Regions from separate parts of the Homo sapiens genome. Here region 2 is linked to region 1. The links are chromatin loops, found by intact Hi-C in ENCODE. Cell type or tissue: gastrocnemius medialis. All regions are shown on one strand. Links, peaks and the distances in the headings refer to the core of each region. The heading gives the core; the rest is flanking DNA.

What was found. A loop is a pair of places that touch in the nucleus more often than their neighbours do. Peaks named below come from ENCODE experiments on the same cell type or tissue, not always from the same donor. Only the 100,000 strongest peaks of a DNase experiment are listed, where the experiment ranks them.
Region 2: it touches region 1 in a loop (5-fold over the local background); 1 of 110 quality-filtered maps calls a loop at or near these places.

Annotation. Positions count from the first base shown.
Region 1 is chr21:37,204,993-37,210,244 of GRCh38, forward strand. It overlaps DSCR9 (Down syndrome critical region 9), which reads left to right and starts at 3,511. Exons shown (of 3, transcript NR_026719.2): 1 at 3,511-3,552; 2 at 3,662-3,764. RefSeq lists enhancers at 2,175-3,011, 3,310-3,499. In gastrocnemius medialis, for the core only: no CTCF peak of the experiment used is centred there; DNase peaks (open chromatin) are centred at 2,709 and 3,209; H3K4me3 peaks cover 1,690 bases; H3K27ac peaks cover 4,000 bases.
Region 2 is chr21:37,336,318-37,341,569 of GRCh38, forward strand. It overlaps LOC124905019 (a long non-coding RNA gene), which reads right to left. Exons shown (of 2, transcript XR_007067861.1): 2 at 5,088-5,222. Among named protein-coding and RNA genes, the nearest start is that of DYRK1A, 28 kb to the right of the region's middle. In gastrocnemius medialis, for the core only: no CTCF peak of the experiment used is centred there; DNase peaks (open chromatin) are centred at 1,115, 2,424 and 2,834; H3K4me3 peaks cover 790 bases; H3K27ac peaks cover 3,149 bases.

The sequences.
Region 1 (5,252 bases), core at 359-4,358:
TGTTCCTGAGATCTCCCTGAATTGACTTCAGGAATATTGTGATTCTATAGCAATGGATCATTTCACCTTTTGGCTTTCCCAAATTATCGGACTGAGCAGCTTTGAGTCAACCTTTCCTATCCAGTTTGGGTTGAGGATCAGGGCCCTGTGGTGGGCTCACTAGGGATATGCCCTGGAGCATCGGTGTGGCCAGGCAAGGCTCATTGTAGTGGAGGTGTGTAGTCCAGACTCCCTGGCTTAGGGTGAGAACTGTTACCATTTGTTCCATCATCGCCTCTACTTTTTTTTTTTTTTTGAGACGGAGTCTAGCTCTGTCGCCCAGGCTGGAGTGCAGTGGCATGATCTCCACTCACTGAAACCTCCACCTCCTAGGTTCAAGCGATTCTTCTGCCTCAGCCTCCTGAGTAGCTGGGATTACAAATGCACACCAGTACACCTGGCTAATTTTTATATTTTTAGTAGAGACACGGTTTTATCACGTTGACCAGGCTGGTCTGGAACTCCTGACCTCAGGTGATCCACCTGCCTTGGCCTCCCAAAGTGCAGGGATTTATAGGCATGAGGCACTGTGCCCAGCCCATTGCCTCCACTTTATACTGTCTCTTCCTATTCTCCCTTTAAAGGTGAAAAAAGATAAATATTAGCAAGAATGCAGAAACTAAACAATAGTAAACTAGAAAATCCTAATGAGTCATCCATTAATCAAGTCGGATTGATAAACCATCATGGCAAAAAGAGACTTTTAACTATGTTAAGAAGAATAATTTGGGGGCCAGGGCCTGGTGGCTCACATCTGAAATCCCAGCACTTTGGGATGCTGAGGTGGGCAGATTGTTTGAGCTCAGGAGTTTGAGACAAGCCTGGACAACATAGTGAAACCCCATCTGCAAAAAATGCAAAAATTAGCTAGGCACGGTGGCACATGCCTGTGGTCCCAGCTACTTGGGAGGCTGAAGTGGGAGGATCACTTGAGCCTGAGAGGCAGAAGTTGCAGTGAGCCGAGACTGCACCACTGCACTCCAGCCTGGGTGACAGAGTTACCCTGTCTCAAAACAAAAACAAAAACAAGATCTCCATATGAAAATAAATGAAGCTTGACCTCTCACAGCATATACAAATGTCAATTCCCAATGGATCACAGTCCTCAATATGGAAAGCAAAATAATGCAGCTTCTACAAGAAAACAGACAATCTTCCTGCCCCTGGAATAGGCAAAGATTTTAAGGAATCACTAGCTCCAAGAATAAAATGTTGATAAACTGGATTTTGGTCTGCACTAAGAACTCTTAAGTTGCTGTTGAGAGAGTGAAAAGGCAAACCATGAAGTGGAAGACGCTGGTAATCCACACTTCCAACAAGACTCCTCCAGAATGTACAAATAACTACAAATCAGTAAGAAAAAGATAACAATATATTAGAAATAGGCAAGAGATTTGAATAGGCACTTCGCAAGTATCCAGATGGTTTGTAGGCATTTTGATAGCCACATTTGTTCAAAATCAATCACCAAGGAAATATAAATTAGAACATTGCTGGCAGGGTGATAGGGTTTGGATTCGTGTCCCTGCCCAAATCTCACGTCGAATAGGAGGAAGGGCCTGGTGGGAGGTGATTGGATCATGGGGGCGGATTTCCCCCTTGCTGATCTCATGATAGTGAGTCCTCATGAGATCTGATAGTTTAGAAGTGTGTGGCATTCCCCTTTGGCTCTCTCTCTCCTGCCCCCATGTAAGTCATGCTTGCTTCCCCTTCACCTTCCTCCATGATTGTACATTTTCCTGAGTCTCCCAGCCATGCTTCCTGTTAAGCCTGTGGATCTGTGAGTCAATTAAACCTCTTTTCTTCATAAATTAGCCGGTCTCAGGTAGTTCTTTATAGCAGCGTGAGAACGGACCAATACACAGGGTATTTTAAGTTGTCTTGAAGTTTCCTGGTTCTAGCAGGTAGGACCATGTACTTAGCAAGGACCTGTTTTGCTGTTCTCTGGGGCATGGGTGAAGGTCTGGGGTGTGAGAGGCTACAGTGAGCTGTAATCACACCACTGCACTCCAGCCTGGGGGACAGAGTGAGACCCTGTCTCAAAAAACAAAAAAAAAAATTGAATCATGTATACACTTATATCAAAAACCAATGTACTCCTGATTACCTCAACTTATTATGTTGGGATTATTGAGGTCTATAGTATCTGTATGGTGGAAATACCGTATAATGCAACTCTTCCCAACTCTGTGTTTAGTGGGGTGACACTGGTAGCTTGAAATCAACCATCGTTGGAGTACTAACACCACAGTCATTGGCAAATGCTGTTTTGCTTCCCTGGAAAAGCTGGTAAAGCCTGGAGTTCTGCTGGTCTGGTGGTGCTGGTCTGGTGGTGCTTGATACCTTTCTCATTTCACATTTGAAATGGTGATTCAGGCACTCAGCAAACCCTGCTGGGATGATTTCTGCTGAGAGAGCTCCTTCCCATTGCTCTTTGGCTAGGGTCCTCACTTCCCTTGCCACCGCCTGGCCTTGCCTGGTTCTCTGCCATCCTGGAAAGGAGACACTGCTCTCTGCAGCGTCTCTGGCCCAGAGACAGGCCGAGTCTGTCATTGCATTAGCCTCTTAGTGGTTCCTTGGGGGCCACTCCCAGCAGAACCTCTGTCCCTGCCACAACAGGTCCTGTGCTACGAAACACCAAGGAAGTCCCCTTCCTGCCTCTGGCCAGGCCCTGCCTGAGAGGGTGCATGTGAATGCAAAGCAGGTCTGTTTCAGGAGTGCCCAAAAAGAAGCCACCAGGAGGACACCTCCATGCCAGAGGTGACTCATCTTACCTCCCAGAGGAAGGACTGGGGCCGGTCCCTTGGCCTTGCCAGGACAGCCTCCACAACGAGCAGCTGGTATGGTTACAGGGCTCCTGTGGCAGGCACTTTCAAAGAGACAAGCTTGCTCTCTGTAACATGTGCCTTTGTGTCAAACAGACCTGTCATTGTTTTCAGCAAATACCTTGGGACTTCAGTGCATAAATACCATTCTAGGTATTTTTCAGAAGTTGTGTATAAAGGCATTCTGCCTAATTCCTTCAGTCCTCTATTTCAGTTTCTATTTATTTGGTGTGATAGAAAGCTCTTAATTTAGATCTCCCCACCGCCAGTTCCAAGAAATCTGCCACCAGCTCCAAGCCTCATGTCCTGAAGTGCCACCTCATTCCCGCGGGGTGAGCCAGCAGCCTCTGAAAAGAGGAAGCCATTGAACAGATCACACTGTGCCTCCCGCCGCTGGCTGCCGCCCCAGCGCCAGCAGGACTCCGGCTTTGACTGGGGACTCACTGGAGGCCACATCGCTTTTGCTTCCAGTTTCCAAACTGCCACCACCTCGAAACTGCCAGACCTTTGAAAGCTGAGGCACAGTGCCTCACCCCTTCCTTCAGAAGACTGTCCAGCTCCCCCTCCTTCCCCTCCTCCCTCCCCCACTGGGGACCTCTCCTAGGGGAGGGGTCTGGTGTCCTCAGCTGGCTCCTCTCCACCTTCGCTTCTACCCGGGGGCTCCAGTGCATCTGGCTTTATCTCTGGGGTGAGCCATGCGGCCCTGGTCATCTGGACGGGCCACTGAACTCCACACATTCACCTGTTCACTGGCTCATCCATTCATTCATCTGGTCTCATGTGCTGCCCTGTTCTAGGTGCTTCCATACAAAGGGGACAGAAGAGATGATGGAAGGCCTCAGTACTGCAGGAGGGGAGACGGATGTCATCTACAATCACACAATACATGGGAGGTCACAGGTGATCCCGAGGAAAACGAAGCTGGGAAGGGGATGAGGGAGTCTCTTTGTCTAAACTTGACCCAGGTTTAGACAGAAGCCAGGAACGGCGTCATCTGAGTGCAGCCTGAGGGACGGGGGAGGAGGTAGGGGCAGGGGCGGGCAGTCAGGCAGAGAAGCCAGTGGAGCGATGCCCGCTAGGGTGTTTCCAGAGCCCGAGGAGGCCAGAGCCGCTCTTTGCCTGGAGGATTGTACAGAAGTGGGGATTCCCAGGGGGTGGATGGGGGTGGGGGCTGGGGGGCAGTGGCCTGAGCCTGGCAGCTCAGGGATTCATGCGGCAGGCGGTGCAGCTTGTTGGTCAACCTCATGAAATACTAGTTTTGCACGTGGCCTTAGACTCTGGGGACTTGGTCTGGGGCCAGGTAGGGGGCATTTCTGATGTGATGTCACCTGTGTTACTCTATCCGTCAGGGCCTTACGGAGCCCTTGCTTCCTCCAACACCCCCACCGGCTTTCTCCTGTGGCTTAAAATTGACCTAGTCAGTCCTGCCAGTGGGTCTACCCTGCAGGCCCATGGGAGCACCCATGGATCCCAGTCCTGGCCCAAGCACCTGCCCTCACTGCTACCCACCCCAAGCCATCAGCCTCATTCTCACTTTACCTCCTCACACCTGGTTTCACTGAAGCCTGGGCCAGCCCCCTCAACCCCTTCCCAAGCTCCCATCTACCCCTGCCACAGCCCTGCTCCCTGCAGCAGGGGCCTCAGAAGTTAGTCTCTTGGAGCGCTGGGGTTAAATGAATGTGCCTTGCACATACTAGCTGCTCAGTAAACACAAAAAAACTCAACCCAGGCTCCAGAACAAGAGCCACACCCCACAAGCTGGCTGTGGTGGCCTCTGAATCTGAATTCCCACCTCCATGTGACCTTCCTTAAGCCCCTCACTCCAGCCCTGCTCTTCACCATCTCCCAACATGATATTTACTAATGGTCATTTCAGGTACTGTGTTACCTGTCCACAAACATTGCAGCATTTAATTTCCCCAAGTACCCTATGAAGAAGAGATTACTCTTGCCTGCATTTTACAGACAAGGAAATAAACCTAAAAGGTTAAGTGATTTCCCCAAGGTCATGTAACTGGAAAATGTCAGGATTTGCACTTGCTAAGCCAACTCTCTCCTCTAGCCATTCTGCTTCTTCCTCTTAATACAAAACCCACTTGTCCCCCAAGGTTCAGCTCAGGTTCCCATGCCAAAACCAAACCTTCTTAGGCATGCAGGTGGCAAAAGCCTTGGAACCCCTGTTTACTACTGCTCACCCTCACACCACGGCTGCAGTGGCTTTCCCCTTCACGTTTGCTCATGAGGCTGATGCAGGGCAGGTGAGACCCAAAATCGGGGCTTAGCCCGGGAGGGTTCTTGGCTTCACCCTGGAAAGAATTCAAGGGCAAGCTGGTGGTGTTAAGACAGCAATTTTTATTGAAGCGGCCATGCATAGCGGCAGCACAGGTG
Region 2 (5,252 bases), core at 426-4,425, 130 kb after region 1:
CCATCAGGCCTGGCTAATTTTTAAATATTTTTGTAAATTCCAGGTCTCGCTATGTTGCCCAGGCTGGTCTCCAATGCCTGGGCTCAAGTGATCCTCCCACCTTGGCCTCCCAAAGTGCTGAGATTACAGGCATGAGTCACCTCGCCTGCCTTATATTTTGTTTATCCATTTATTTGCTTCTACCTTTTGGCTCTCGTGAACAATGCTACAATGGACATAGATATGTAAATATCCCTTCAAGATCTTGCTTGCAAATCTTTGAGGTATATACCCAGAAGTTGAGTTACTGGATCTCATAGTAATTCTGTTTAATTTTTCCAGGGACTGCCATACTGTTTTCAATAGTGGCTTCACCATTTTACTTTCCCATCAACTGTGCACAAGCGTTCTAATTACTTCACATTCTGCCAACATTTGTTATTTTTGTGGAGTTTTTGGTTTTATTTTTATTTTTTATAGTAGACGTCTTAAGGGGTGTGAAATGTTTCCCTTTAACAGAGTTGAGGCTGAGTGTGGTGGCTCACACCTGTAACCCCAGCACTTTGGGAGGCTGAGGTGTGTGGATGGCTTAAGCCCAGGTGTTCGAGAGCAGCCTGGACAACATGGCGAAACCCCGTCTCTACCAAAAATACAAAGATTAACTGGGCGTGGTGGCACATGCCTGTAGTCCCAGCTACTCAGGTGACAGGCGGGAGGGTCACCTGAGCTTGGGAGGTCGAGGCTGCAGTGAGCCATGATTGTGCCTCTGCACTACAGTCTGGGTGACAGAGTGAGACCCTGTCATAAATAAATAAATAAATAGTGAGTTGAACCCATTCACATTTAATATAGTTACTGATTTCTGATATTTTATGTTTTTTATTACATTGTTCTCTTTATTATTTCTTTTACTTTCTTATTTCCTAGGATTTTTTTTTTATACACTGAATTTTCTTTTTTTAAAACTCTCTTCTGGTTGTTTGAAAAGTTATACGTACTATTTCTTTTTTTTTCTTTTTTTTTTTTTTTAGAGATGGGATCTTGCTATGTTGCCCAGGTTGGCCTTTGAACTCCTGGCCTCAAGGGATCCTACTCCGTCAGCCTCCAGAGTAGCTGAGACTACAGGTGCACCCCACGGAGCTGGGCTTTCTTCCTATTTGTCTATTTTCAGGTAAAGGCTCATGTTCCTTGAACACCTGCTATGTTCCAGCCCCTATGCAGACCTTTTTATATTGATGATCTCATTTAATCCTTACGACAGCCCTATGAGGTTGCTCCTATTTTTAAAAATAAACTTTATATTTTAGAATAAATTAATTTTAAATTAGAATTAACTTAGAATTATTTAGAATAAATATTTTTACTTTAGAGTAATGTTTTTAGGACTTAGATTCTAAAAAGAAAAAGGAAAGTGCTGTAGGCAGTACAGAGAGTTTCTGTTTACTCTACACCTAGTACACCCAGTTTCCTTTAGTATTCATAGCTTCCATGGATATGGTATGCTTGCCAAAATTAATGAACCAATAGTGACACATTTTATTAGCTAAAATCTGTAGTTTATGCACATTTCCCAGGTTTTTGTCAAAATTTTACAATCTGTGTCAACATACCACACGACATCAGCCTCCTGTCTCCCTTAGGTTCTTGTTGGCTATGACAGTTTCTTTGTTTCGATGACCTTGGCAGTTTAGAGGAGATGGCCTTTAATTTAATAAGACCTTTTAAACATCTTTCTCCATAAACATTTAGAATGAATCAGTATCCATAATTTTTCCCTCTGGAATAAGATAAGATCTTAAACATCTCATGCTTTGTAGGAATAATCTAAAATTTCAGTTCCAATTGAGCAATAAAATTCTTTCTACATTTCTCTTTCTCTTTAAAATAGTTTCTTAAATGTCTTAATCTTAAGATCTCAGTATAAATTTTATCAGTTTATTTATATTTGTTACCACTTTTTCATGTTTTGAATTTAATTATCTTTCTTGAATTACTTTTTCCCCCCCGAAGGAAATATTTTCAGAAAGGATGGTTGGGTGATAAACTTTCTGAGCCCTTCATGGTCAAGCTTTTCTTATTTGCAACATGGAGATCAAAATACCTATCCCACAGAATTGCTGAAGATGAACGAATTCATACTTTTAAGCTTTTAGCAGAGTTCACCATATAAGCAATCAATAAATGTTAGCTCTTGTTACTATTACAATGAGCACATATTATTTTGTAATTATAAGGAAAACTATGCACGGACGCACGCAAGGAAGGAGGGATAGTGGTAAAGAAGGTGATAATACGGAAAGTGATGTGACAGAATGGAAGAGCAGGTGACATAACCACTATTTTCAGCTTGGTAAATGTGGAAAAGTCCTGAGCATTTCTGCCAACCAGCTTAACCTGGGCTATGCTGTCATCCATGGTCCAGACAGCCACGTGGGTGTTAGAAGCCACATGGCCCATCTGTCTCCTCTGAGGTCACTGGAGTTTATCAGCTGTTGTGTACCCTTAGCATGAGTCAGGAGGGTTCTGGGAAAATGTCTTTCTAGTTGAAGGACTGGCAATTCAGTTCAAAGATTAATAAACACAAAATAACACTTGAGAAGCATGTGTCATGTCAAATGCAGAACGTGTGTTCCAGAGGGAGGAACAAAACACGAGTGCTCTCTAAACAGACCAAAATTTCTTCAATTGATTCTTTGCTATTCATGAGCAAGGGAGGGAGAACAAATTGTTATGCCTGACACCAGATTTCAGGCCTGGAATTTTGTAGTGTGATTCATGCAGCTATATTTAATATTTGCAGAGTCATCCAGTAACCCCTGTCAGAGCCCAGGGAAGCCTTCACCCTGGGGCAACTCCCTTCTCCACCATCCATGCACTGCTTAGGGATCCTTGTAGGACGGTCTTGGTATGACGTATCATTCCTCGCATGCTTGAATGGCAGTTGTGTCTCCATAAACACCAGTGCCGGCCAAACACAGCCAGGTCTTTCATGTCAATTTAGGAATGTGTTGCCCTCATAAAGATAAGGCATTTAGTGCTCTTGACCTTGTTAAAGGTCTGTGACTGGCTCAGAATTTTTAATACCCGGGGAGTAGTGCGGAGGCGCGGTGGGGGATGGACTCTAGTTGTTTCCTGTGCTCAGGGTAGAATCCTGGAACCTGAGTTGCCAAAAAAAAAAAAAAAGAAAAGAAAAGAAAAAAAGGAAAAGAAAAATTGGATCATTAAGTTAGGATATTATGTTTAAATCTTATAATGTACTTGTAAATGTTGATGGCATAATATGTAAGTAACAAAAGACATGGCTTCATCAATTTCTACTTTAAAAGCTTTCACAGGAAAGAGATAAAGAATAATGTGGCTAATAAATGACATGCTGATAAAGTATTAAAAAGAACAGAACACTTCTGATGGCTTCACACTCTGGAAGGATGGGAAATAAGCAAACGCAAAATAAAACAGCTGGGTAGACTCAAAGGAAATAAAAAAGGGGTTTCCCCCACCCCTGTACATTCCCTCAAATAGGAGCTAAAAAGGAAAATAAAATTGCACCAAACCATGAGAGGGGAACATTTAAGCATTCTAATATTGTAAATAGACATTCAGGCTGAGTTTTCCATCCAAAAGCTAGGACAGGAAATAAATCCTTAAGCATAACTAAGAGACTAATAAGGAAATATTTTCAGGGGTTTAAAGCAAATAGTTTTTTTAATGCAAAAACAACATAATCAAGACATATTATCACATGTCATATATGACAGCAAATATGCTTACCAGGCTTCTTCCAAGAGCAAATGAGATAAAAGTACTTTGAAACCATAAAACGTTATGCAAATGTGCAGTGATATTAGCGTTATTTGGGAAAATAAAAGCACTGGGCTTCTCCCTTTTCCTGTTTCTCATTCCTTTTATTTACCTTAAAATACAAGTTTATTTCTTCTCAATATACCTGAGGAGTTGCCTAGTAGGAAATGGAACACACACAAAATCCGGCTTTTTCTTCCTGTCTTATTGTTCGTTTGTCACAATATTTGTTTTTCCTGGTTGTTGTTTAAAAATTGTTATGGAAAATTTCAAACAGACATCAAGTTAGAGAGAATTTGATCATGAACGTCATGTCCTCATCCCTCAGACTCTACATGTGTTATTAGCTTTTTGGCCAGTCTTATTCCATCTATAATCCCACCTACTTTCCAACTCAGATTATTTTGAAGTAAATGCCAGACATCCTGTCATTTCCATTAGAATTCCTAAAAGATAAAAACTATTCAAAAAAGAACACGGGACAGAGGCAGGCGGATCACCTGAGGACAGGAGTTGGAGACCAGTCTGGTCCAACATGGTGAAACCCCGTCTCTAGTAAAAATACAAAAATTAGCTGGGTGTGGTGGTAGGCACCTATAATCCCAGCTACTTGGGAGGCTGAGGCAGGAGAATCGCTTGAACCTGGGAGGTGGAGGTTGCAGTGAGCCAAGATTGCTCCATTGTACTCCAGCCTGGGCAACAAGAGCGAAACTCCATCTCAAAAAAAAAAAAAAAAAGAATACAGGCTGGACGTGGCGGCTCACACCCATAATCTCAGCCCTTTGGGAGACCCTGGAGGAAGGATCACCTGAGCCCAGGAGTTTGAGACCAGCCTGGGCAACACAGAGAGACCCAGTCTCTACAAAAAATACAAAAATTAGCCTGGCATTGTGGCTGCGCCTGTAGTCCCAGCTACTGGAGAGACTGAGGCTGGAGGATGGCTTGAGCCCAGGAGATTGAGGCTGCAGTGAGCCGTGATTGCAACACTGCTCTCCAGTCTGAGTGACAAAGGAAGACTCTGTCAAAAAAAAAAAAAGAAAGAAAGAAAGAAAGGACCTTACTATAACAATTATTCTTGAATATCACCAAAATCCAGTCAGTGCTCCATTTCCCCGATTGTCCTGTAATTTTTTAAACAAGTTGTTCGAATCAGGATCCAAAAAAGTTCCCATTCATTGTGATTGATTGAGGTGTCTCTTTAGATTTTTTAAGCCTGGAGGTACTGGCACAACCTCCTTCTCTCTCTCTCCCTCCTCCTCCCACTCTTTCTCTCCCACCCCCTCCACCCTCAAACCCAGCAGGTCTGACCAGGCAGCAGTGGTCATCTGATTGACGCGCATTGAACTCTCTGCCTGAAAAGATGCTGTACTTCGTTGAGTTCCTTCCTTTTCTGTTCTGCCCAAGCTGTAATGGCTCTGAGGATTTGGAAAAGGTTTTAGAATCTAGGAATGAATGAGAAAACTGTTTTAAAG